Linked DNA regions of Homo sapiens: all the other regions are linked to region 2. A link is a contact called in ENCODE Hi-C or POLR2A ChIA-PET data. All regions are on one chromosome and are shown on one strand. The core of a region is the stretch at or near the end of the contact, and the rest is flanking DNA. Distances in the headings are between cores, read along the strand shown.

Evidence for each region. A loop is a pair of places that touch in the nucleus more often than their neighbours do. ChIA-PET counts read pairs that join two places held with the same protein, here RNA polymerase II (POLR2A). Pooled maps may share reads with other maps.
Region 1: a map with no recorded cell type shows a loop between it and region 2 (13-fold over the local background). The contact joins the promoter of ERP29 here to the enhancer-like site in region 2. A Hi-C loop is called at or near these places in 2 of 37 single-sample maps with no recorded cell type and 4 of 50 pooled maps.
Region 3: a pooled map shows a loop between it and region 2 (6-fold over the local background). The contact joins two enhancer-like sites. A Hi-C loop is called at or near these places in 4 of 37 single-sample maps with no recorded cell type and 1 of 50 pooled maps. POLR2A ChIA-PET finds 5 or more read pairs at or near these places in 1 of 52 experiments (OCI-LY7).
Region 4: a pooled map shows a loop between it and region 2 (4-fold over the local background). The contact joins two enhancer-like sites. A Hi-C loop is called at or near these places in 3 of 37 single-sample maps with no recorded cell type and 2 of 50 pooled maps. POLR2A ChIA-PET finds 5 or more read pairs at or near these places in 1 of 52 experiments (activated CD4-positive, alpha-beta T cell).

The regions. Positions count from the first base shown.
Region 1 is chr12:112,011,076-112,016,917 of GRCh38, forward strand. It overlaps ERP29 (endoplasmic reticulum protein 29), which reads left to right and starts at 2,351. Exons shown (of 3, transcript NM_006817.4): 1 at 2,351-2,534. The coding sequence starts at 2,391. It overlaps TMEM116 (transmembrane protein 116), which reads right to left and starts at 2,090. Exons shown (of 11, transcript NM_001193531.2): 1 at 1,927-2,090. RefSeq lists enhancers at 48-561, 1,066-1,954, 1,825-2,014, 3,685-3,824 and silencers at 2,175-2,254, 2,595-2,684.
Region 2 is chr12:113,074,017-113,079,620 of GRCh38, forward strand. DTX1 (deltex E3 ubiquitin ligase 1) reads left to right here. Exons shown (of 10, transcript NM_004416.3): 3 at 3,408-4,089. Among named protein-coding and RNA genes, the nearest start is that of DTX1, 20 kb to the left of the region's middle. Within about 2 kb of position 1,380, at least 5 of the 41 ENCODE cell types and tissues checked have a DNase peak (open chromatin) inside an H3K27ac peak, as active enhancers do.
Region 3 is chr12:111,992,883-111,998,722 of GRCh38, forward strand. All of the region lies in intron 3 of TMEM116 (transmembrane protein 116), which reads right to left. It also overlaps the pseudogene SLC25A3P2. Among named protein-coding and RNA genes, the nearest start is that of TMEM116, 17 kb to the right of the region's middle. Within about 2 kb of position 1,454, at least 3 of the 41 ENCODE cell types and tissues checked have a DNase peak (open chromatin) inside an H3K27ac peak, as active enhancers do.
Region 4 is chr12:111,428,505-111,434,174 of GRCh38, forward strand. All of the region lies in intron 2 of SH2B3 (SH2B adaptor protein 3), which reads left to right. LOC124903019 (a long non-coding RNA gene) reads right to left here. Exons shown (of 2, transcript XR_007063462.1): 2 at 3,980-5,670. Among named protein-coding and RNA genes, the nearest start is that of SH2B3, 25 kb to the left of the region's middle. RefSeq lists an enhancer at 2,230-2,539. Within about 2 kb of position 1,792, at least 12 of the 41 ENCODE cell types and tissues checked have a DNase peak (open chromatin) inside an H3K27ac peak, as active enhancers do.

The sequences.
Region 1 (5,842 bases), core at 1,101-3,600, 1.1 Mb before region 2:
GGAACAGACACTCCTGAGCCTGCAGGGATTGCAGTAGGGTGTCTTGCTGGTCCCCCAAGGGTGCAGGCTGCAGAGATGCCCAGGTCCTGCACCTGGGAGGGCAGCCACAATGGCACCAGGGGCTCCTGCCTCAACTCAGAAGGGGCGGGGCTCCCACAGGCTCCATGGAGTGTGCAGCCCCAGTCACACCTCCCTGCTGCAGCTGGCTGCCATCAATAGGGCAAACTCAAAATTTTTCTTAACTTCCCCAGACACATTCACACATACACACACACAAACACACACACACTTTCTTTCAAAATTTATATCCAATCAAACTGGTTGTCCATGATTGGATCCTGTTATCACTGTTGACTATTTATACACATACATTTTGGAAACATACAATGGTTAATTATAGCAGTAAGTCCCTTACAATGCATTGTATATGTTCTCTTACATGCATTTGTTCATCAAATCTTGTGAATTCTACCCTTTAAAAGTTTGTCAATTCCATCCATACTTCTTCAGCCCTATTATGTCCTACTGCATGACCTTAACCTCTTCCAACTAGACTATTGCCATACCCCATTAATTGGCTTTAGTCCCGTCTTCTCAATTCCAATCCATTTCCTTCATTCCTGAGTAATGTTGTTTTTGTTTTGAGACAGTCTTCTCTGTTGCCCAGACTGGAGTGCAGTGGCAGCAATCAGGGCTGACTGCAGCCTCGACCCCTCAGGTCCAAGTGATCCTGCTGCCTCAGCCTCCCAAGTACCTGGGACCACAGGCATGCACTACCACACATGGCTAATTTTTCTACTTATTGTAGAGACGAGGTTTCATTACGTTGCCCAGGCTGACCTGGGTGCTGTTTCTACACACAAATCTAACCTCACTCTCCTAGTTAAAACTTCTGGTGACTCCAAACCCTTTAGCTTGGTGAGACCCTTTCGAATCCGCCCCATGGAAGCTCAGTAATAATCAATCAAAATAAAAAAGAGCGGCAGCAGCTGTTGCGCCAGTTCGCCTTTACATAGATTCATCTCAACCAGTTCCCCAACATGCCTGTGCATAATTTTCCCATTGTTAGAAATGCCCTGTTTCTCTTTGCCTCATGCACGCCCCCTCTTATTTCAAGGTCCAGCTCAAAAGTCACCTCCTGTCTACAACTTCCTCTGATGCTCCTGAGCAGGGATGGCTGAATCTCTGTCTCTTTACAATAAGAAAATACGGTCTTTTTTTTTCTTTTTGAGACTGAGTCTCGCTCTGTCACCTAGGCTGAAGTGCAATGGCGAAATCTCGGCTCACCCCAACTTCCGCCTCCTGGGTTCATGCAATTCTCCTGCCTCAGCCTCTTGAGTAGCTGGGATTACAGGCACGCACCACCACACTCGCCTGATTTTTAGTAGAAACGGGGTTTCACCATGTTGGCCAGGCTGGTCTCGAACTCCTGACCTCAGGTAATCCACCTGCCTCGGCCTCCCAAAGTGCTGGGATTACAGACGTGAGTCAACGCGCCCAGCCGGAATAATATTTTACAGCAATTACACTGCACTGTTTAGATCATTATTCCTATGCCGCCTCCTCCCCCAACAAAGTGCGTGCCTTCAGCACACAACGGTCTTGTTTCTGCTTATTCCGTAGCCCCGCAGGCAAAGCCAGAGTCTGGCACAAGCCAGGGACCGAGTGACTACCTGCGGAACAGAATGATTAGAATTGCGTCTGGGGTTCCTGGAGGGTGGGCCTTGGCTGGGCGGATCCCAGGAGCCTGGCGTCTCCCAGGGGAGGCGCTCACCTCAGATCGGGCCTAAGAGGGCCCTGCTTGCCACACTGACCGCCAAGCCTGGCCAAAAAGCTCAGGGAAGCCGCGGAGCCACTGCCCGCCTGGGTCAGGGTGGTGACGGAGCCTGACTGAGAATAACGGCTGAACTTGACTAATAGACTGACCGAGGGTTGGAGCGGGTCCCAACCAACTGCCTGACGGCCCAAAGGCAGGAAGAAACGATGGTAGGCCTTGTCATCTTCGAAGGAGAGGAAGGACAGCAAACGAATTGCTATAGCGTCCCCATGCGCACTTGGCGCTTCTCCTCAAGCGGAGCAGGAACGGAACTGGGCGGACCCGCCGGAAGACTCGGCGAGTGCGCGCGCGCAGGAGCCCATTTTCCCGCCCGCAACGTGGCCCCGCCCTTTTACCCAGGCCCTACGCGAGCTTCGCCGAGTACGCGTGCGCAGCAGCTTCCCCTCCCTCGCCCCGCCCCTCACGTGGCCCCACCCTCTCACCCTAGACAGATGGGAGCCTCCTGGGGTGTCCACGTGAGCGCGCGTGAGTCCGCCCCCCCAGTCACGTGACCGCTGACTCGGGGCGTTCTCCACTATCGCTTACCTACCTCCCTCTGCAGGAACCCGGCGATATGGCTGCCGCTGTGCCCCGCGCCGCATTTCTCTCCCCGCTGCTTCCCCTTCTCCTGGGCTTCCTGCTCCTCTCCGCTCCGCATGGCGGCAGCGGCCTGCACACCAAGGGCGCCCTTCCCCTGGATACGGTCACTTTCTACAAGGTAACCGGGGCGGGGGACGTCGCGCGCAGGTGCCGCCGGGGCGCCCGGAAGAGCGCGCGCCCGTGGGGAGACGCTGGATTCCGGGAGCTGACGGGAGGTGGTCTGTAGCAACGGTCCCAGAGCTTCCCGGCGTCCTACAGGCCTAGTGGACTCTGAGCGGAGAATGTTATGACCACCGGGCATGCACGCTTCAGGGCCCCGGCGCACCCTTGCTTTTGCAGCATTTATACTTGCATCCACCCTTGCAAAGATGCAGCCGAGGGAACTGGGTGCCCCTTCCCTTCACCTGTGGGGAGAGGGCGGTGCCTGGCGAGATCCAACCCTCGAGTCCCAAGTGGGAGAACCGGAGGGCGGTGCGAGGTCGACGCCACCGGGCTCCCGGCTGTGGAAGCTGGGAGGGGTTGGCGGGGGGAAATGCAGGCGCGTTAGCCTGCGTGTCCGCGCCCCTCTTCCCAGGGTTGGATTGCAGCCTGCTTTGCAGTGTGCAAACAATGATCAGATATCATACATCTTGAATAGTGCAAGCGTGAAGAATAAGCTTCAGTTCAGCCACCCTGTAAAGCAGGGGTCCCCAACCACCAGGCCCGTCGGTGGCCTGTTAGAAACCGGGCCGCACAGCAGGAGGTGAGCGGCAGGCGAGCTAGCACTACAGCCTGAGCTCCGCCTCCTGTTACATCAGCTGCGGCATTACATTCTCATAGGAGCACGACCTTTATTGTGAACTACGCATGTGAGGGATCCAGGTTGTGTGCTTCTTATCAGAATCTAATGCCTGATGATCTGAGGCGAAACAGGTTCATGTCGAAACCACCCAACCCCGTGGAAAAGTTGTCTTCCATGAAACCAGTTCTTGGTGCCAAAAAGGTTGGGGATAGCTGTTGTAGGAAACATCTTGGGGTTGGCAACAAAATCAGTAAAATTGGGTCAAGGCATGGAAGAATTTGCCACTACCTCCGCCTTTCCCCCCTTCCATTTTTGCAGAATTAGGGATCCTGGCCTGAGTAAATGGACGGTTGGAAATGGTGGCTGAATGCAACACCGCAGTCCCAGTCCCCTCCTCTTGCACCTGTCTTCACCCACGAGCAGCTTTTAACTTCCTCTAGGAGATGGGCAAGCTTAGTGTTGCGAGAGAGCCAGTCATTTCATTTTCAGGTTTTGTACTCATTGTGGGGAAGTGAAACCAAGAAGTAGTTGTCTCCAGTGGTTGAAGTCTCCTATTTTCAAGCGTTCCCTGTCGTGGATTTGGCACTTGCAGCTCATTCAAGGCAAAGTTTCAAGAATTTAAAAGTGTAGGCCGGGCTTAGTGGCTCACGCCTGTAATCCCAGCACTTTGGGAGGCTGAGGCGGGTAGATCACCTGAGGTCAGGAGTTTGAGACCAGCCTGACCAACAAGGTGAAACCCCGTCCCTACTAAAAATACAAAAATTAGCTGGGCGTGGTGGTGGACACCTGTAGTCCCAGCTCCTCGGGAGGCTTAGACAGGAGAATTGCTTGAACCCAGGAGGCGGAGGTTGCGGTGAGCCAAGATCACGCCACTGCACTCCAGCCTGGGCGACAGAGCAAATACTCCGTCTCAAAAAAAAAAAAAAAAGTGTGGGCTGGGTGCGGTGGCTCATGCTTGTAATCCCGGCACTTTGGGAGGCTGAGGCAGGTAGATCACCTGAGGTCAGGAGTTGGAGACCAGCCTGGCCAACATGGTGAAACCCTGTCTCTACTAAAAATACAAAAATTAGCTGGGCGTGGTGGCGGGTGCCTGTAATCCCAGCTACTCGGGAGGCTGAGGCAGGAGAATTGCTTGAACCTGGGAGGTGGAGGTTGCAGTAAGCCGTCATCATGCCATGACACTCCAGCCTGGGCAACAAGAGCAAAACTCTGTCTCAAAAAAAAAAAAAATGGTGTAGGTGTGGCTGATTGGTTGTCAGGCATGCTCAGACACACCCTACAGCACCCTATGCTTTGGGGGCCTTTACTGGCAAAATGACACCCCTACCCCACCCTGCTCCATGGGAATCAGATAATATCACAGAACAAGTGTGACCCAAAGGGAAACTTTGCGCCATAAAGCTAACAGTGTTTTCTACTATTACCACCCTAGTCTAGGTCAACATTACAATAGCCTCTTCTCTGGTCTCCCTGCTTCCACTCTTGAGTCTCCACACAGTAGCCTAAGTTCTATATGACCTGACTCCTGGCTTCCCTCTCATCTCCCAACCATTCTCCTACTGTCTTTTGAATATTCCTTGCTCTTTACTGCCTTAGGATATGTTGCACTAGTTGTTCCTTGTGACTGGAATATTCTCTGCCCAAACTTTGAAAGGCTAGTTAGTTACTTCTCATCATTCGGGCTTAGGTTAAGTGTTTCCTCCTTAGAGTTCTTCCTTGATTTATCTTCCCCCCAGTCTAAAGTGCCAGTCACATTAATCTGTTTTATTTCTCCATACAGCACTCATCACTGATTTTTTAAAAATCTATTTTGCCATCTTTCTCTCTCACTGGAATATTATGTGCTCATGAAGAAGCTCCTTGTCTATTTTGTTCCTGATCGTCTGCGCTGCATAACAGATTACCTGTCTCATAGAAGGTGCACAATAACTATTTTGTTGCGTGAATGAACAAACGTTTTCTCCAGTCTCTTTTCAAATCTTCTCTTCCATCACGACTGAACCAAAAGGAAATGTACTAGTGTTCTGTCTGGCAGCCTTGTTCCATGCTTTGCCTTTCAGTGATTTCCAGTATCTTTTTTGTTGTTGTTTCTTTCCCTTCACCATCACTAGAATGTTAGTTTCATGAGCTAAGAGATGCCATTTTGTTCCCTGCTGTGTTCACTTAGTATGGTGCCTGGCAGGCCTTTAGTAACTTTTTACTCAATGAACGAATGAATGAATAATGAACTTATCTATACTTTAAAGAAGTGAGTTGCCTGATTATAGGTAATGGTAGAGCTGATTCCCACTAGCCCATTGGACACCAAGGGCTGGTAGGAAGTAGATGAGGAAAATAGACTTCTAAAGCTATCATTAAGAGATAACAGACCACTTCGGGAGGCCGAGGCAGGTGGATCACAAGTTCAGGAGATCGAGGTCATCCTGGCTAACACGGTGAAACCCTGTCTCTACTAAAAATACAAAAAAATTAGCCGGACGTGGTGGCGGGCACCTGTAGTCCCAGCTACTTGGGAGGCTGAGGCAGGAGAATGGCGTGAACACGGGAGGCGGAGCTGCAGAGAGCTGAGATGGCACCACTGCACTCCAGCCCGGGCAACAGAGCGAGACCCTGCCTCAAAAAAAAAATAAAAAATAACAGACTAA
Region 2 (5,604 bases), core at 130-2,629:
GGTCAGGAGTTCGAGACCAGCCTGGCCAACATGGTGAAATCCCGTCTCTACGAAAAATACAAAAAAAATCAGCTGGGTGACACATACCTGTAATGCCAGCTACTTGGGAGTCTGAGGCAGGAGAATCGTTTGAACCTGGGAGGCAGAGGTTGCAGTGAGCCGAGATCACGCCACTGCACTCCAGGCTGGGTGACAGAGAAAGACTCTCTCTCATATATATATATAGTCAGTCAGGTAATGCCAAGTGCCAGGGAGGAAAATAAAGCAAGCTCAGAGGACAGCAATAGGAGGGCTGCACTTTTAGATGTTTGAACACACACCTGTAAGAAAGAAGGGAGGAAATGATGAGAACATCTGGGAATGGTGAGGTCATATTCCAGGCAGAGGGAACAGCCAGTGAGAAGGCCCTGAGGCTGGACAGTGCCTGGTGTATTTGAGGAACAGCAAGGAGGCCAGGGTGGCTGGAATGGAGTGAGTGATAAGGGGGAGGTAGACAATGCCAGAGGAGGACAGGGCCCCACAATGTGTGATTTCGTTGTAGGTCATGGCAAGGACTTTGGCTTTTACTCCAAGTGAGCGGAAGCCAGGAAGGATTTTGAGCAGAGGAAAGATGTGATCTGACTTGCATTGAGCAGGATCCCTCTGGCTGCGGTATGGGAAATGGATTACAGAGGCCAGTCATGAGTCTACTGCAATGGTCCAGGCAGGAGAGATAACATGGCGGGGACTGGGTGGTGTGAGTGCAGTGGGGAGCAGTGGTCAGATGTGGATGTGTTTGAAGGTGGAGATGACTGGATTTACTGACAGATTGGAGGTGGGATATGAGGTAGAAGTCAAGGATGAGACCAAGATTTGGGGGTCCAAGGAAGAGCATCCGGAAGCGCAGGAGCTGCCAGGAATTGCTATGTGAAGACTTCAGGAGGAGCAGGTTTGGGGCAGGGGAGAGCAGAGCTGAGTTCAAGGTGCCTGTTAAACCTCTCCAGGGAAGGGTCATGAACCTGGCTCCCAGGGGAGAAGACGGGGCCAAAGATGGCAGATTTTGGAATCATCAGAGTAGACACGGTATTTATCTCAATTGATCCTCTCAGCAACCCCACAAGCAACTGTTGCTACAGCTGGCAAACGCAGCAGTCTTCTATTGCATGTCTGCTTATGCCCATTTTCAACATGAGAAAACTGGGGCCCAGAGATGCTGAGTTGCCTACGCACAGTCACAGAGCTGGAAAGTCAGAAAGTCAGGACTTGAAGTGAGGGCTGTCTGCCTCCCAGCCCTGGGGTCCCACCCAGACCCTCTGCAGCTGTTCTCACTCACTCCTCCCCCAAATACTGTGTGAGAGGGAAGGGCTGGGTCATGGATGATCACCCCTCTTTTTGAGATGGGGCCACTAAGGCCTGAGGAGGCTTAAGGGACTTTCCCGCAGTTGAGGGGAAGTCAAGTGTGCAGCCTTTCTGCAGGTGTGCCAAATGAACCCAGCAAAAGACTCACTTCATCAGCCCCAAGACACAGAGCAGGCTAAAGGCTCTGAGAAGTCCTGCGGCCTGGACCTTGGGTTATCTCTGGTTAGCCCAGAGTTTCCCGTGGAGCCTTGCTGTCAGGGGAGCACGCAGAGCTTTGGCAAACATGAAGCTGTGGTTTGGAGTAAAGCCTCAGTGCCCTCCTTTATGAAAGGGGGCCCACCTGGCAGTCAGCAGTTGTTTGTTGAAGGAAGTAACAAATGAAACAAACAGATGAATGAAAGTAACAAATAAGCAAATGAAGGAATGGACGAATGCAGGGATGAGCACAAAGTGTGAATGAATTAAAAAAAAAAGAATCCATTTGTGACCTAATGAATTTATTCATTCATTCAACAAATATCGCTCGAGCACCTGCTGTGTGCAGGTGCTGGGGATATAGCAGTAAATAAAACAAAATCCCTGACCTTGTGGCTATTACATTCTAGCGAGGGGGGGACAGACAGAAACCAAGATAAATGGGTAGAATGTGAAGTATATCTGAGGGAGAAAATGGAGCGGGGAAGGAGAGAGGGGAAAGTACGTGGGGGGTGCACATTTTTAAATAGGATGATGGTAAATGAAGGAATGTCTGAATGCCTGAATACGGGAGTGGGCTGAAGATGGAGAATACATAAAGGTATCAATTTAAAAAAAGCATAAGGGGCCCAGGGGCGGTGGCTCACACCTGTAATCCCAGCACTTTGGGAGGCTGAGGTGGGTGGATCACCTGAGGTCAGGAGTTCGAGACCAGCCTGGCCAACATGGCAAAACCCCATCTCTACTAAAAATACAAAAATTAGCCCAGCAAGGTGGTGCATGCCTGTAGTCCCAGCTACTCAGGAGGCTGAGGCAGGAGAATCGCTTGAACCTGGAGGCGGAGATTGCATTGAGCCTAGATTGTGCCACTGTATTCCAGCCTGGGCGACAGAGCAATACTCTGCCTGGAAAAAAAAAAAAAAAAAAAGTGGGGCCGGTCATGGTGGCTCACACCTGTCATCTCAGCACTTTGGGAGGCCAAGGCGGTTGGATTGCTTGAGCCGAAGAGTTTGAGACTTAGCCTGGGCAACATAGGGAGACCCCTGTCTCTAAATAAATAAATAAAATAAAATAACATAATGGATGACTGCAGGCACGAATGAATGACCTAAGGAAAGAATCAATGAATGAATGAATCATTGAATGAAGGAATATATGAATATGTGAACTAGGGCATGGATAAGTGAATGAACTAATGCAAGAATTGTTGAATGACTAAATGAAATAGTGCTTAAATTAATGAACTAAGGCATGAACAGATTGATGAATGAATCATTGAATGAGTGAGCAAACTATAATGAAGAAGAGGACTGCATGGGGCCTATGTGCATGGCCTTGGTCTCTGTCTATGCCTGCCCCACTTTATCTGACTCTGGTCTGAAGAACCCCCAGGCCCCCTTTGCCCTCCCCCGCACCATCCAGGGCCTGTGATAACCCCCACTTCAGTGTCTGTCTTGGCCCTGGAGAGGTGGAGGGTGGGGGAGCCCTCCACACCTTGCTGGTTTCCTACCCCAGGCTATCTTGGCACCCCCACCCTGTTTGGTGGCTCTCCCGCCCCTACGCCCAATCTACTGACCACGCGCCCCTGCCCACCTCTCGCCCCAGTGCTATGCGCTGAACCTTTAGCCCCGGCCCCCCTCACCCTGGCTGCCGCCTGTCCTGACCCTCCAGCCTGTGCTGAACCTCATGCCTGGGCCTTGACCTCCTTCCTCTCCGTGCATGTGTTGACCCTCTCCCCAAGTCTGGGTGGACCCCCTGGAGGCCTGTGCTGACCCCCCAACCTCCCGCCCACCCTTGCCTGGCTGTGGCCCGCCCTTCCAGCCGCGCAGACCAACGCCCGCTGTGCTGACGCCTCCTCCCCATTTCGAGTACAGGCACCATGCGGCCCGTGCGGCGCAACTTCTACGACCCGTCGTCGGCGCCGGGCAAGGGCATCGTGTGGGAGTGGGAGAACGACGGCGGCGCATGGACGGCCTACGATATGGACATCTGCATCACCATCCAGAACGCCTACGAGAAGCAGCACCCGTGGCTCGACCTCTCATCGCTAGGCTTCTGCTACCTCATCTACTTCAACAGCATGTCGCAGATGAACCGCCAGACGCGCCGGCGCCGCCGCCTGCGCCGCCGCCTGGACCTCGCCTACCCGCTCACCGTGGGCTCCATCCCTAAGTCGCAGTCGTGGCCCGTGGGCGCCAGCTCGGGCCAGCCCTGCTCCTGCCAGCAGTGCCTGCTGGTCAACAGCACGCGCGCCGCCTCCAACGCCATCCTGGCCTCGCAGCGCCGCAAGGCGCCCCCCGCGCCCCCGCTGCCGCCGCCGCCGCCACCTGGAGGGCCTCCAGGCGCGCTTGCCGTGCGCCCCAGCGCCACCTTCACAGGCGCCGCGCTCTGGGCAGCGCCCGCCGCCGGCCCCGCCGAGCCCGCGCCGCCTCCCGGGGCGCCCCCACGGAGCCCGGGCGCCCCCGGCGGAGCGCGCACCCCGGGGCAGAACAACCTCAACCGGCCCGGGCCCCAGCGCACCACCAGCGTGAGCGCGCGCGCCTCCATCCCGCCGGGGTAAGACGGGGCCCAGGGGGAGGGGGCCTCTGCGTCGTCCGCAGGCAAGGACGAAGCCCGGGGGTGGTTGGCCACTAGGGCAGGAGCAAAGATTACAATAATAATAATGACGATAAGTAATATCCAGCATGCACTAAATGTTCATTTTGTGCCAAGCATCAACTAAGCACCTTTACATGTTCCCACACATCTATCTCCATGCATAAGGACCCTATGAGGTAGGTACCATCATCACCTCCAGTTCACAGATGAAGAACTAACTCCCCCAAGATCAGACAGTTCACAAGTGATGGGGCCATAATAGCAACATCAGCAATGGTGCGTGTTCCATGTTTATTATTTGCTAAACCCGTTATATGTATCACCTCGTTTATTCTGCCAAACAGTTCTACCATGTGCATATTATAGATGGGGAAACCGAGGCTAGGAGAGCTATGGTGCCTTCTCATTTATTCCACCAAACAGTTCTACCATGTGCATATTACAGATGGGGAAGCCAAGGCTGGGAAAGCTATGGTGCCTTCTCAGGGTCACCGGGGAAGGGTAGACATTGGAGTCCAGACCTGCCCAATTCCAAAGTCTGTGCTGTGTTGTCTTAGGATTTTTAGAGGGCTTCAGAGTCCATCTGTCCTTGTCCCAGTCCATGCCCACCTCACATGGTGGCTCGAGCAAGCATCAGCTGCTTGTCCAAAGTATTTCCCCATAGGCTGCACCTGAAATACCACAATTACTCTGGGTTAATACTATGGTTTGCACACTGGGCTCCAGGGACTCCCGGGGTGACCTGGAATCGTGGGGGGTGGGGTAATAGAAAGCCAGGCAAACGAGAGTCTGTCTCTCTGCTCTTGTTTTAACCAGAGCAGCCCTTTTTGGAAACACTTTTATGAACTGGCTTTCTCAGCATGATTTTATTAAGGATGGGCACCCAGCTTGTATCAAGTTTGCAAATTCTTGGGTTAAGGTGTCCCAGGCCCCAGGATAGGGACCCAGTGAGCTGCTGTTGGGTGCCTACCCTGGACTCCAGATTCAGTCATCTGAGCAAAGAACCAAGCCCTGAGGGGTGGCAATGAGAGGAAAGATCAAAGACCTTGAACTTGGGACAGACCAGAAGAGAAAAGACCAGGGGGGTTTGGACTGTGGTCCCCAAGAGGAAGAGAGGGCACCCAAAACCAACTGTGCTTCAATCACTATGGCATGGCCGGGGGAATTGATAATGATGGTCCGAGATCACCAAAGCTCAGATCTGGATGCGACCTTTGGGGTCACTGCATCCAGCTCACCCCTTTTATTATGGGCAAACAAGGCCTGGGAAAAGGAAAGGCCAGGACCCTGAACTAGGTGGCCCTATTCACCTTTTGTCCCTTTGGGAGTCTGACTTCCTGGGTTCGAATCCCCTCTTGGCCACTTCTCTTTTTTTTTTTTTTTTTTTTTTTTTTTTTTGAGATACAGTTTCACTCTGTTGCCCAGGCTGGAGTGCAGTGGCACAATCTCCACTGACTGCAACTTCTGCCTCCA
Region 3 (5,840 bases), core at 204-2,703, 1.1 Mb before region 2:
CTGTGGAACTTGACAAGCTGACTCTGAATCTGATGTGGAAGTACAAAATATCACCCTGTGAGCCACAATCCAAGGGAGTAACAGTGGGGTGTTTGCCATCTTAGGGAGAAGCTCTCATCCATGGCACACCTGGCATGGGTGAACTCCTTCAATGTGCCACACCTGCAGCTGGTGGACGATGGCCTCACGGACCTCCACAGCGGTCCCACAAGACCCGCAAGGCCCCCCCACTGCTCTCTTAACCTGGCAGCTGCTGCCTTATAAAAGTACAGTTGTGAATTTGACTCCACGAAGTATTATGCATTGTGTGGCTCTCGTGGGGTCTTAGGTTGTGGTCTGACACACACTGCGGTCATTCCCCTGGGTTTAGTGAAATGCTGTATGCAGGTGGACCCCCAAAAGTAGAAGGGCATATTTAATGGATTCTCAGTTACACTTAAGGAGGATGGTGTTCATTCTTTGGCTAAAGGACAGGCTCTGACTTTCATTGGCCACTCCATGCAGGTGTTCTGCAAGTTTGGCTTTTATGAAGTCTTTAAAGTCTTGTATAGCAACATACTCCCAGAGCATGTTATCTCTGGTGCACATCACTGTATTTGGCTGCCTCTGCCAGTGCTGAATTCTTTGCTGTAATTGCCCTATGGAAGCTGCTAAGGTTCAAATTCAAACCCAACCAGGTTAGACCAAGACTTTGAGGGATGCAGCTCCCAAGATGTATAAGGAAGAAGGCCTAAAAACATTCTACAAAGGGGTTGCTCCTCTCTGGATGAGACAGATAGCATATGCCATGATGAAGTTTGCCTGCTTTTAAGGTACTGTTGAAGCATTGTACAAGTTTGTGGTTCGGAAGCCCTGTGGTGAATGTTCAAAGACAGAGGAGCTGGTTGTAACATTTGTAGCAGGTTACATACCTGGAGTGTTTTGTGCAATTGTTTCTCACCCTGATGATTCTGTGGTATCTGTGTTGAATAAAGAAAAAGGTAGCAGTGCTTCTCAAGTCCTCCAGAGACTTGGATTTAAAGGTGTATGGAAGGGAATGTTTGTCTGTATCATTATGACTGGTACTCTGACTGCACTACAGTAGTTTATCTATGATTCTGTGAAGGTCTACTTCAGCCTCCCTTGCCCTCCCCCAAGATGCCAGAATCTCTGAAGAAGCAGCTTGGGTTAACTCAGTGACAGATCAAAGCAAATGTGGACTGAAACTGCTTGTTGATCAGTGTTGAAGAACGTACAAAAGGAACTTTCATATATTTGACAGTGTAGGAAATTGTCTATTCCTGATATAATTACTAGAGTACTTTCACTTAAGTCAAGAGTTTCAAATTTACTATTGAAATAAACCCAACTCTTCAGGAAAAAAAGAAAGAAATATAAAATATTAAGATAACCAAGACACTCTTGAAAAAAAAAGAAGAACTTGCCCCACCTCATCTTAAGACTTATCGTGGGATCTGGCCAGCAGCCCGCAATGCAACGGGGCTCTTTCTTTGTTCCCAGGTGGATCGGCAGGTCGAGAAATAAAAGACACACACAAAATAGTGAAAGCTGGGTCCAGGGCGTCACCGCCTTCTGGTCCTGTGATGCCGCCAATGCACTGGATATACTGGCATTTATTATTAAGTTTAGTGAGGGCGGGGGTAGGTTAGTGAGGGATTTAGGGGGTCATTTGATTATGAGGTGAGATGATCACATGGGGATGAAGTAATTCTTTAATGTAACATCGGTATGCATAAGTACAGTATACAGAGATAAGAATTTACAACATAGTGTGTGTGTCAGCAATTTCTAACAGAGCCTTAAAACAGAAACACAGTCTATCCATAACCTATGTTTAGTAAGATACTAATCAGCAGTAATATTTGCAGCAAAAGCTGGTTGCAAACAATCAACAGAAACAGGATGTGAAACAACCGGTTAGACCACAAATTCTCAGAAGGGAGTATGCCTTAACCCTAAAGAGACCCAGAAAAGCCGTGGCAAGATAAGGGCGTTTATAACCCTATCTTATCCATATGAACAAGCGCCCCTCATGTGTCTATTTATAGGCTCTCCACAAGGGTTGCATTGCATTCCCAGAGCTATGAACATCTGCTTTTCTGGGATAGTAATCTTGGTGATGTGAAACCTCCCTGACTGCACGTCCGTTTATAGGCTCTCTGCAGGGAGAAGCACATCACGCACTGTTGGCTCATTCTGGCAGCCAAACCTTGCATTGTCTTTACAAAATCCTGCATGCAATTTTGTATTTACAATAATCAGGAGCATTTCATCTTTTATTCCATAGCAATAGTTTCAGGAGGTCTCCCTACAAAAACTAACATAGACCTAGAGTGAAGATACTGTGGTACTAGTACAGGGATGGACAAATAGGTGAATAAAATGAAAATAGCCCAAATTAAACCCAGCAATATATATATAGATCTCTGATGTATGACATAAGTGGCTTTTTCAATCAGTGGAAAAGAGACAGTCTTTTCAAAATATGAAGCTAGAACAATTGGGTATCCATACAGGAAAAAAAAATGAAATTAGGCCCCTACTTTGTATCTCACACTACACTCAAAAAATCAGTTCTAGGACGGGCATGGTGGCTCACGTCTGTAATCTCTGCACTTTGGGAGGTGGGCAGATCACCTGAGGTCAGGAGCTCAAAACCAGCCTGGCCAACATAGTGAAACCCCATCTCTACTAAAAATACAAAAATTAGCTGGGCATGGTGGCGGGCGCCTGTAATTCCAGCTACTCAGGAGGCTGAGGCAGGAGAATCATTTGAACCCAGGAGGCGGAGGTTGCAGTGAGCCGAGATCATGCCACTGCACTCCAGCCTGAGCGACAGAGTGAGACTCCATCTAATCAGTTCTAGGTCAGGCTCAGTGACTATATGACTATAATCCTAACATTTTGGGAGGCCGAGGCAGGAGGACTGCTTGAGCCCAGGAGTTCAAGACCAGACTGGGAAACATGGTGAGACTCCATCTCTACAAATAAAATAAAAAATAAAAAAATTAGCTGGGCATGGTGACACACACTTGTGGTCTCAGCTACTTGGGAGTCTGAGGCAGGAGGATCACTTGAGCCCAGGAGGTCAAGGCTGCAGTGAGCCATGATTGCATCACTGCACTTCAGCCAGGGAAACAGAACAAGACCCTGTCTCAAAAAAAAAAAAAAAAAAAAAAATCTATTCCAAGTAGTTTAAAGACCTAAATGTGAAAGGACAAAAACTGTAAACCTTTTTTTTACATTCTATAGGAGAATGTCTTCAATTTTTGTTTAGGGAAAATTTTCCTAAACAAAACACAAAAAGTACTAAAAGAAATAATGAAAAAAATCAACCACATTAAAATGAAAAATTGAGTCTGTGTCAAGACACCATAAAGAAAGTAAAAAGACATACCACAAAATAGAAGATATTTGTAACACATATAACTGACAAAGGATCCAAACTGTGTTTTAAAAAAATTACTAAGTAGTAAGAAAAACTCAACAGAAAAACAGGCAAAAATATTTAACAAAAGAGGAAATCCAAATGGCCATAAACATATGCAAATATGCCCTACTTTATTAGTAATAAAGGAAATGAAAAATTAAAACCACAATAAGAAAATAATTACACACCCATGGCAAAAATTTTAAGTCTGATAACAGCAAGTATTAACGGGAACAAAAAGCAACAGGACACTTTATACACTGCTGGCACAACCAGTTGGAAAAGAGTTTGACATTAATTTAGGGGCAGTGGAAATCCTATGACAATTCTGATATTGGGCAAATATACTAGATAAGCTTATGCATTTGCGCACCAGAAAACATGTACAAGAATGCTTATAGCAGCATAATGTACAAGAATGCTTATACAATAATGCTTATGTACAAGAAAACATGTACAAGAATGCTTATAGCAGCATAAGCAGGTAAATAAATTTTAGTATATTCATACTACAGAATACCAGACATCAATGAAAATGAAATGAACTCATGCTCTATACAACGTGGATACATCTCACAAATAATATTGAGGGATAAAAGCAATTCATAAAACAATACGTACAAAAATACATATAGCATTATTCCAATTATATCAAGTTCAAAAACAAGCAAAACCAAATTGTTTAAACATACATACATTTCTGGTAAACCGTACATAAGAGTAAAAAAATGCTTATCACAAAAATCTGGATACTGATTATCTCTAGAGGTGAGAGGGAGAGCTGTGATTGGGAAGAACCTCAATAGGTATATGTCTGGAAGTACAGGTAATGTTCCATTTCTTGTCACTAGTGTTTGTTTATAATCATTCTTTAAATAGTACATACATGTTTCATGCATTCTAGTTCATGTCTGGTATATCTCACAATAAAAAAATACATTTACAAATTTTAAAGTCCTGGCCAAGCACTGTGGCTCAAGCCTGTAATGCCAGCACTTTGTGAGGCTGAGGCGGGAAGACTGAATGAAGCCAGGAGTTCCAGGCCAGCCTTGGCAACATAACAAGACCCCTGTCTCTACAAAATTAAAAATTAAAAAAAATAGCTGGCTATAGTGGCGTGCACCTGTAGTCCCAGCTATTCAGGAAGCTGAGGTGGCAGGATTGCTTGGGCCTAGCAGTTTGAGGCTACAGTAGGCTATGATCCTGTACTATGGCCTGAGTGGCACAGCAAAATCCTGTTATCTAAAAAAAAACAAAAACAAACAAACAAAAAAAACAAACAGAACAGATATTACCTAATATGAGAACTAATCTCCCCACATGTACAAAACAGAATTTTTCTCATCTCTTTCTCCCAAGCCCACCTATACAAGAGGATTTTTCTCATATATTTCTCCCAAACCAGAAAAAGAGGTAAGATGCTAATTAATATCTTGTTAATAGGGTTAGATGGTCAAGTTGCCTTGGCTAACAGAAACATAAAAAAGTGAAATAATATGTAATAAAACATTTAAAAGTATAAAGTATTTAATAAATATCAGCTATTATGTTAACCACATATGGCCTTTTCTCTGGGTAAGCTTGCTAAAATTCCAGTTGGATGGCACAGTCATAGATTCTACTGGCTTATGACCTATCATAAGTTTATAACTGTTAAGAGATTTAAAAATGTGAAATGGTGAAGTCAAGAAATATATAAAGAAAAATCTCTAAATTTAAAATGTTTTATTTGGGAAGCAAGAATTGCATTTCAGGGCATACACACAGACTGCGTGGTCTTGGACATGTCTGAAGAACAAAGAGATGACTGGGAGTTTTATTAGAAGGGAAATAGTACATGTTGTTTTGAAAGCAAGCTCACTGGCACCAAAGAAAGTTTTGGGAGTCGGCAAACTCTGATTAGTGAGTGACCGTGGTATGTAAAACTAGTCCTAAGAGACAGGGCAAGTCATTTTGGCAACTACAAGATCAAACTGGTCTCAGGGTTACATTGGACTATTTTAGTAGCTGGGCTTGTGAAAATATTAATTATTGGAGCAGGTGCTATGTGCTCTGAGAGCTTGTTCCCCTTGGCTTCTCGACTCCAATTTAGTTGGGTATGACAAGAATGATCCAATATGTATAATCAACTTTCACATAAATAATCCCTGGAGAAGAAAAGCAGCCATGCAGCTTTTGTGAGCAATAACATTCTGATCATTAATTCAAGAAATAGCCCTATGAGGCTGGGCGCAGTGGCTCATGCCTGTAATCCCCAGCACTTTGGGAGGCCGAGGCGAGCAGATCACCTGAGGTCAGGAGTTTGAGACCAGCCTGACCAATATGGTGAAACCCTGTCTCTACTAAAAATACAAAAAAATTAGCCAGGCATGGTGGCATATGCCTGTAGTCCCAGCTACTTGGGAGGCTG
Region 4 (5,670 bases), core at 542-3,041, 1.6 Mb before region 2:
GCTACGGTAAGCACTGATAGGGCAGGTGAGGGGCAGCCTCGGGCCCACCCTTCTGGCAGGAGACATTTGGGGCACCCAGAAGCCCTGGAACAAGGCCACTCTGACCTTGATTTTGGGAGCACAAAGTCCCCCCAAGAGATAGCACAGGAGCCCGGGTGTCTGATGAGTGACCCATCCCTTGGGGGCCTCAGTTCCTGGGTGTGCCTGGGTCTGCAGGGGAGGCAGAGGCACAGGTGGGCAGCTCCCTCTGGGTGGGCTGTGACCCTGCCTGGGCACAGGAGGGCCGTGCCCGTCCGTCCTTGCCGTGATTCTTCCAGGTGGCACCGCCCTCACACCTCCTTTACAGAGGAGGAAACTGAGACCCGGGGAGGCCACAGGAGTCGGGCTCTGGGCCCAGAGCCTGGGCGGGGATGCAGGAGCCACCCCCATGCCTCCGGGTGTGGGAAAGGGGAAGCAGAAAGAAAGGGACGTCCGCCGGAGGCCTGGCGGTTTCCTCTCGGGGCAGGAGTGCGAGGAGGAGGAGGAGGAGGAGGAGGAGGAGGAAGAGGAGGAGGAGGAGGAGGAGGGACGGCAGGAAGCCGCCTCGGGCTCTGACAGGCGCGGCCCTGGCCTGCCCCTGCCCTTCTGAGCCTGTGACCCGGGGGAAGGCACTTTGCCCTCCCTGTGCCTCAGTTTACTCAAGTAAAAATAGCTGAATGATGGCTCTGGCCCCAGGATCAACTGAGTGCTGTCTGGGAAGCACCTAGAGCTGTGCCCAACACAGCCAGTGTTCGCTGGGGCCTGCAAGGCTTTGCTGCTGCAGGCATCACTGGCGTTGTCATTTTTATTTATTATTTATTTATTTAGAGACAGAGTCTCGCTCTGTCGCCCAGGTTAGAGCAGAGTGGTGTGATTTTGGCTCACTGCAACCACCGCCTCCAGGGTTCAAGCAATTCTCCTGCCTCAGCCTCCCGAGTAGCTGGGATTACAGGCGCCCACCACCACACTCCGCTAATTTTTCTGTATTATTAGTAGAGACGCGGTTTCGCCATGTTGGCCAGGCTGGTCTCGAACTCCTGACCTCAGGCTGTCCATCTGCCTCGGCCTCCCAAAGTGCTAGGATTACAGGCGTGAGCTACCGCGCCCGGCCCATTTTTATTAATTGGTTTTCATGTGACAGGCACTGTGTCCGCCACATCCCATGGAATCCTTATCACAAACCCCGGAGGTGGGGACAGTGATGAAGCCATTTCACAGCCAAGAAAACTAGGCACAGAGAGGTCCAGAAACTTGCCCGAGGCCCCAGAGCTGGTAGGTGGCCAAGGCAGGAAATGAGAGTCCCTGGTGGGTCTGCCAAGGCCGGGGGGCACCAGGGGCAGGGGGTTTGTGTTTAGGCCCCAGAACAGGCAGAGAGAAAGCACCCACCCTCCACCGTCAGAACGAGCCTGTATCCCGGCAAGCAGGGCAGACTGAGCCCTGGTCTTGGCAGGCAGGCAGAGCTCAGGTCCTGGCGGGCACACAGGCTTAAGAAGCCGGTTTTTTCCTGGGCCCACGTCTCCTGGGGGACCAGCGGCAGAGGCTCCTGGGGTAGGAACGGAGGTCCCATCCTCACTCTGTCCTGGGCTGCCATGTGACCCAGGTAGGTCCCAGTCCTCTCTGAGCTATGAAGTGGGTGCCTGCAGTGGCCTTCTGGGAGTGATGGGGAAGGCGGAGGGGGTTGGGCAGGGCTCCTGCGGCCCCAGCCACACACACTGCCGCCCCATCTGCCCCCTTATTGGGGTTCCATGCAAAATCGTTTTTGAAAAAGTGCTTTGCCGCTTAGAAGAAACCCCCGACCGCGCTGAAACCACGGGGGCAGATGGTATCGGGGCGCTTCCTTTCAGCTCAAATTCTGCGAATCCACAGCCTAGAAAGTGCCCTGAATCCAACAAGGGGGGAGGTAATTAAGTTATTATGGTCCATCCCCACCCCGTCCTGCTTACCAGGCCTGGCTGCTCTTACTGGCTTCTTGGAAGTTGGTGTGGTATTTTTTTGTTTTGTTTGTTTTCGAGGCTGGTATTGAGATGAGACCATTGTGGGGTCAGGGCTGTGGGCTTGGAGGTTCAGGGTCAGGGTCCAGGGGCGAAGGGTGGACGCTGGAGAAGGGCAGATGGACAGGGTCAGGTTCAGATCTTGGCTCTTGTATCCTTGCTGTGTGGCTCTGGGCCAAGAACTTGGCCTCTCTGCGCCTCAGTGGCTCATTACAGAAAATGGGATGCCAGCACTTGCCTTAGTGGGTTGTTTTGAGCCAACTGCAGGCTCAGGGAGTAGCTGGCATGATGTGTTCCTACCCTGAAGGGCAGAAAAAGGGGAAGGAGGCCACCAGATCCCACAGGTGGGTCCCCAGGGTCCCTCCCCGGGATGGGCAGCAGCCTGGCTGCTCCCCACAGCAACCCCTGGCTGGCCCCATTGGCGCTGCTGGAAATCCCCCACCCAGTTCTTTGTGAATGGAAAAGGAAACTGATTGCGCTAGAAGAGGTCTCCGAGTGCCGGCCGGGGGTGGGTGGCGGGGGGGGCTTCCTCTCCCAGTGCAGGAGGGGCCACCTCAGCTTCCTTTCTGGGGCCCCATACCCCCTTTTTCCTATCTCCCCTCTGAGTTGAGGAGGAGGCTGTGGCCCCCGCCCACTGTTTGGCCTCTGGAACCACTGGGTGACAGTGTACATCGGGGCGATTAAGGGCCACCTGGCCTCTGGACCTCCCTCGCTGTGGCTGCTGCCTGGGACCCCCCACCCCATGCCTGACTCGAACCCCAACCTCAGCTCTACACACAGGGGCACCACTGTAGGAGGAGAGAGAAACCTCTCTCTAGGGAACCACCTGGAAGGGGGCCCTGCCCTGTCTTCATCTGGGTACCCCATGTAATCTAGGAAACTGTCTTTAACTTGCCGAGGGCCTCCATGTCTGAGTTCCTAATGTTTTTTATTTTGCTTTTTCAATTAATAAAGCTCATGGCAGAAACTATTTAAAGAAAAAAAAAAACAGTAACAGAAAAACCTCCCACAATCTCACTACCCAGAGAGAACCAGCATTTCCATTTTGGTAGATGTCATTATTGTCATTTTTGTTTTGTTTTTGAGACTGGGGGACACTGCTCTGTCCCCCAGACTAGAGAGCAGTGGCGCCATCTCGGCTCATTGCATCCTCAACCTCCTGGGCTCAAGGTGATCTTCCCACCTTAGCCTCCCAAGTAGCTGGGACTATTTAATGCTGCTATTAGCATAGACATTAGCAGGACACCATGCCCTGCTAATTTTTAAGTTTTTTTGTAGAGACAAACTCTCACTATGTTGCCTAGGCTGGTCTTAAACTCCTAGGCTCAACAGTCCTCCCGCCTAGGTCTCCCAAAGTTCTGGGATTTACAGGCGTGAGCCACCACCACACCCAGCCTCTTCTCTGTCTTTAACTTTGCCTCCGCCTCCAAATTCCAATTCCTTCAGCAATTGCTGGGAAGGGATTACTTTTTGCACAATTCTGTCTGGAGCCCCTTGCAGGCAGGAGCTTGTGGACAAAAGCTTCAGCCTTTGCGGGCCTGGCATTCCTCATACTATTTGGTCACCTGCTTTTTTCACTTTGTGTCCTGAACATTTTTCTGTATTCTTTTTTTTTTTTTTTTCCACCTCCTAGGTTCAAGCGATTCTCGTGCCTCAGGCTCCCGAGTAGCCAGGATTACAGGCATGTGCCACCACGCCCGGCTAATTTTTGTATTTTTAGTAGAGACGGGGTTTCACCATGTTGGCCAGGCTGGTCTCGAACTCCTGACCTCAGGTGAGCTGCCTGCCTCAGCCTCCCAAAGTGCTGGGATTACAGCCACCGCGCCCAGCCCATTTTTAACTTTTTTGCTGGTATAGATGACCCTGGGATGAACACCTTATGTCAGTCTTGGTGCCCACTTCTGATGATTTTCTTCTGCTCAGTTCCTAGAAGGGGAGTGCTGGGTCAAGGCTTTTATGAGCACTTCTGATCCGTTCTTGCTCTCAAAGCTTTATTGAGATATAATTTACAAACCATAAAATTCGCTTGTGTAAAGCGTATAATTCATTGGTTTTTAGTATATTTACAGAGTTGTGCAACCCTCACCATAATCTAATTTTAGAACATTTTCGTCATCAAAAAAGGAAACCTTGTACCCATGAACAGTCACTCCCCATACCTCCCTCCCCAGCCCCTGGCAACCACTCATCTCTTTTCTGTCTCCAGGGATTTACCTATTCTGGACATTTCACATATGTGGAATCAGACTATGCAGCCTTTTGTGTCTGGCTTCCTTCACTTAGCATCATGTTTTCCAGGTTCACCGAAGTTACAGCATGTATTTTGTTCCTTTTTATGGCTGAAAAATACTCCATTGTATGGACTTGCCACATTTTGCTTATTTGTTTATCACTTAATAGACATCAGGTTATCTCCACTTTCTGGCTGTTATGAATAATGCTGCTATGAACATTCGTGGACAAGTTTTTGTGTGGATCTGTGTTTTCATTTCTCTTGGGATACATCTAGGAGTGGAATTGCTGGGGCATACAGTAATTCTATGTTTAATTACATTGGGCTGGGCACGGTGGCTAACGCCAGTAATCCCAGCACTTTGGGGGGCTAAGGCAGGTGGATCACTTGATGTCAGGAGTTTGAGACCAGCCTGGCCAACATGGTGAAACCCTGTCTCTACTAAAAATCAAAAATTAGCTGGGCGTGGTGGTGGATACCTTTAATCCCAGTTACTCAGGAGGCTGAGGCAGAAGAATCACTTGAACCCAGGAGGTGGAGGCTGCAGCGAGCCAAGATCATGCCATTGCACTCCAGCCTGGGAAACAGAGAGAGACTCTGACTCAGAAAAAAAAATGACTATATATAAAATAAATATGACTGCCAACCTGTTTTCTGAAGCAACTGTACCATTTTATATTCCCACCATCATTGCGTGAGAGGACTCCAGTTTCTCCATGTCCTTGCCAATATTTGTTATTGTCTGTCTTCTTGATTGTAGCCATCCCAGCCATCTTAAAGGGTGTGAAGTAGTTTCTCAGTGTGGTGTTTTTTTTGTTTGTTTGTTTTAAACGGGGTCTTGTTCTGTCACCCAGCCTGGAGTGCAGTGCAGTGGAGTGCAGAGGCAGCTCACTGCAGCCTCAAACTCCTGGGCTCAAGTGATCCTCCCACCTCAGCCTCTTGAGTAGCTAGGATTACAGGCACACACCACCACACTCAGCTAATTTTTGTTTTTCACTACACTACGTGATGTGGTTTTTTGTTTTGTTTTGTTTTGTTTTTGTTTTTTGAAGAGCTGGGGTTTCACCATATTTCCCAGGCTGGTCTCGAACACCTGGATTCAAGCAGTCCTCTCACCTCAGCCTCCCAAAATGCTGGGATTACAGGTGTGAGCTACCGGGTTTAGCCTCAGTGTGGTTTTGATATGCATTTCCCCAATGGAAAATGGTGTTGAGCATCTTTTCATCTGCCTAATAGCCATTTCTTATTCTTTTGATACATTATTTTTGAGTAGCCTTCCAGAAAGGTCATACGCATATATCTTCTTGTCACCAGTGGTGCCAGCACTGGGTATTATTTTAAAAACCTTTGCCACCTTCTGGATGAAAAGTGGTTATCTTATCCTAAGTGTGACCATTTCTCTTTGTTAAAAGTTGAGATATGATTCAT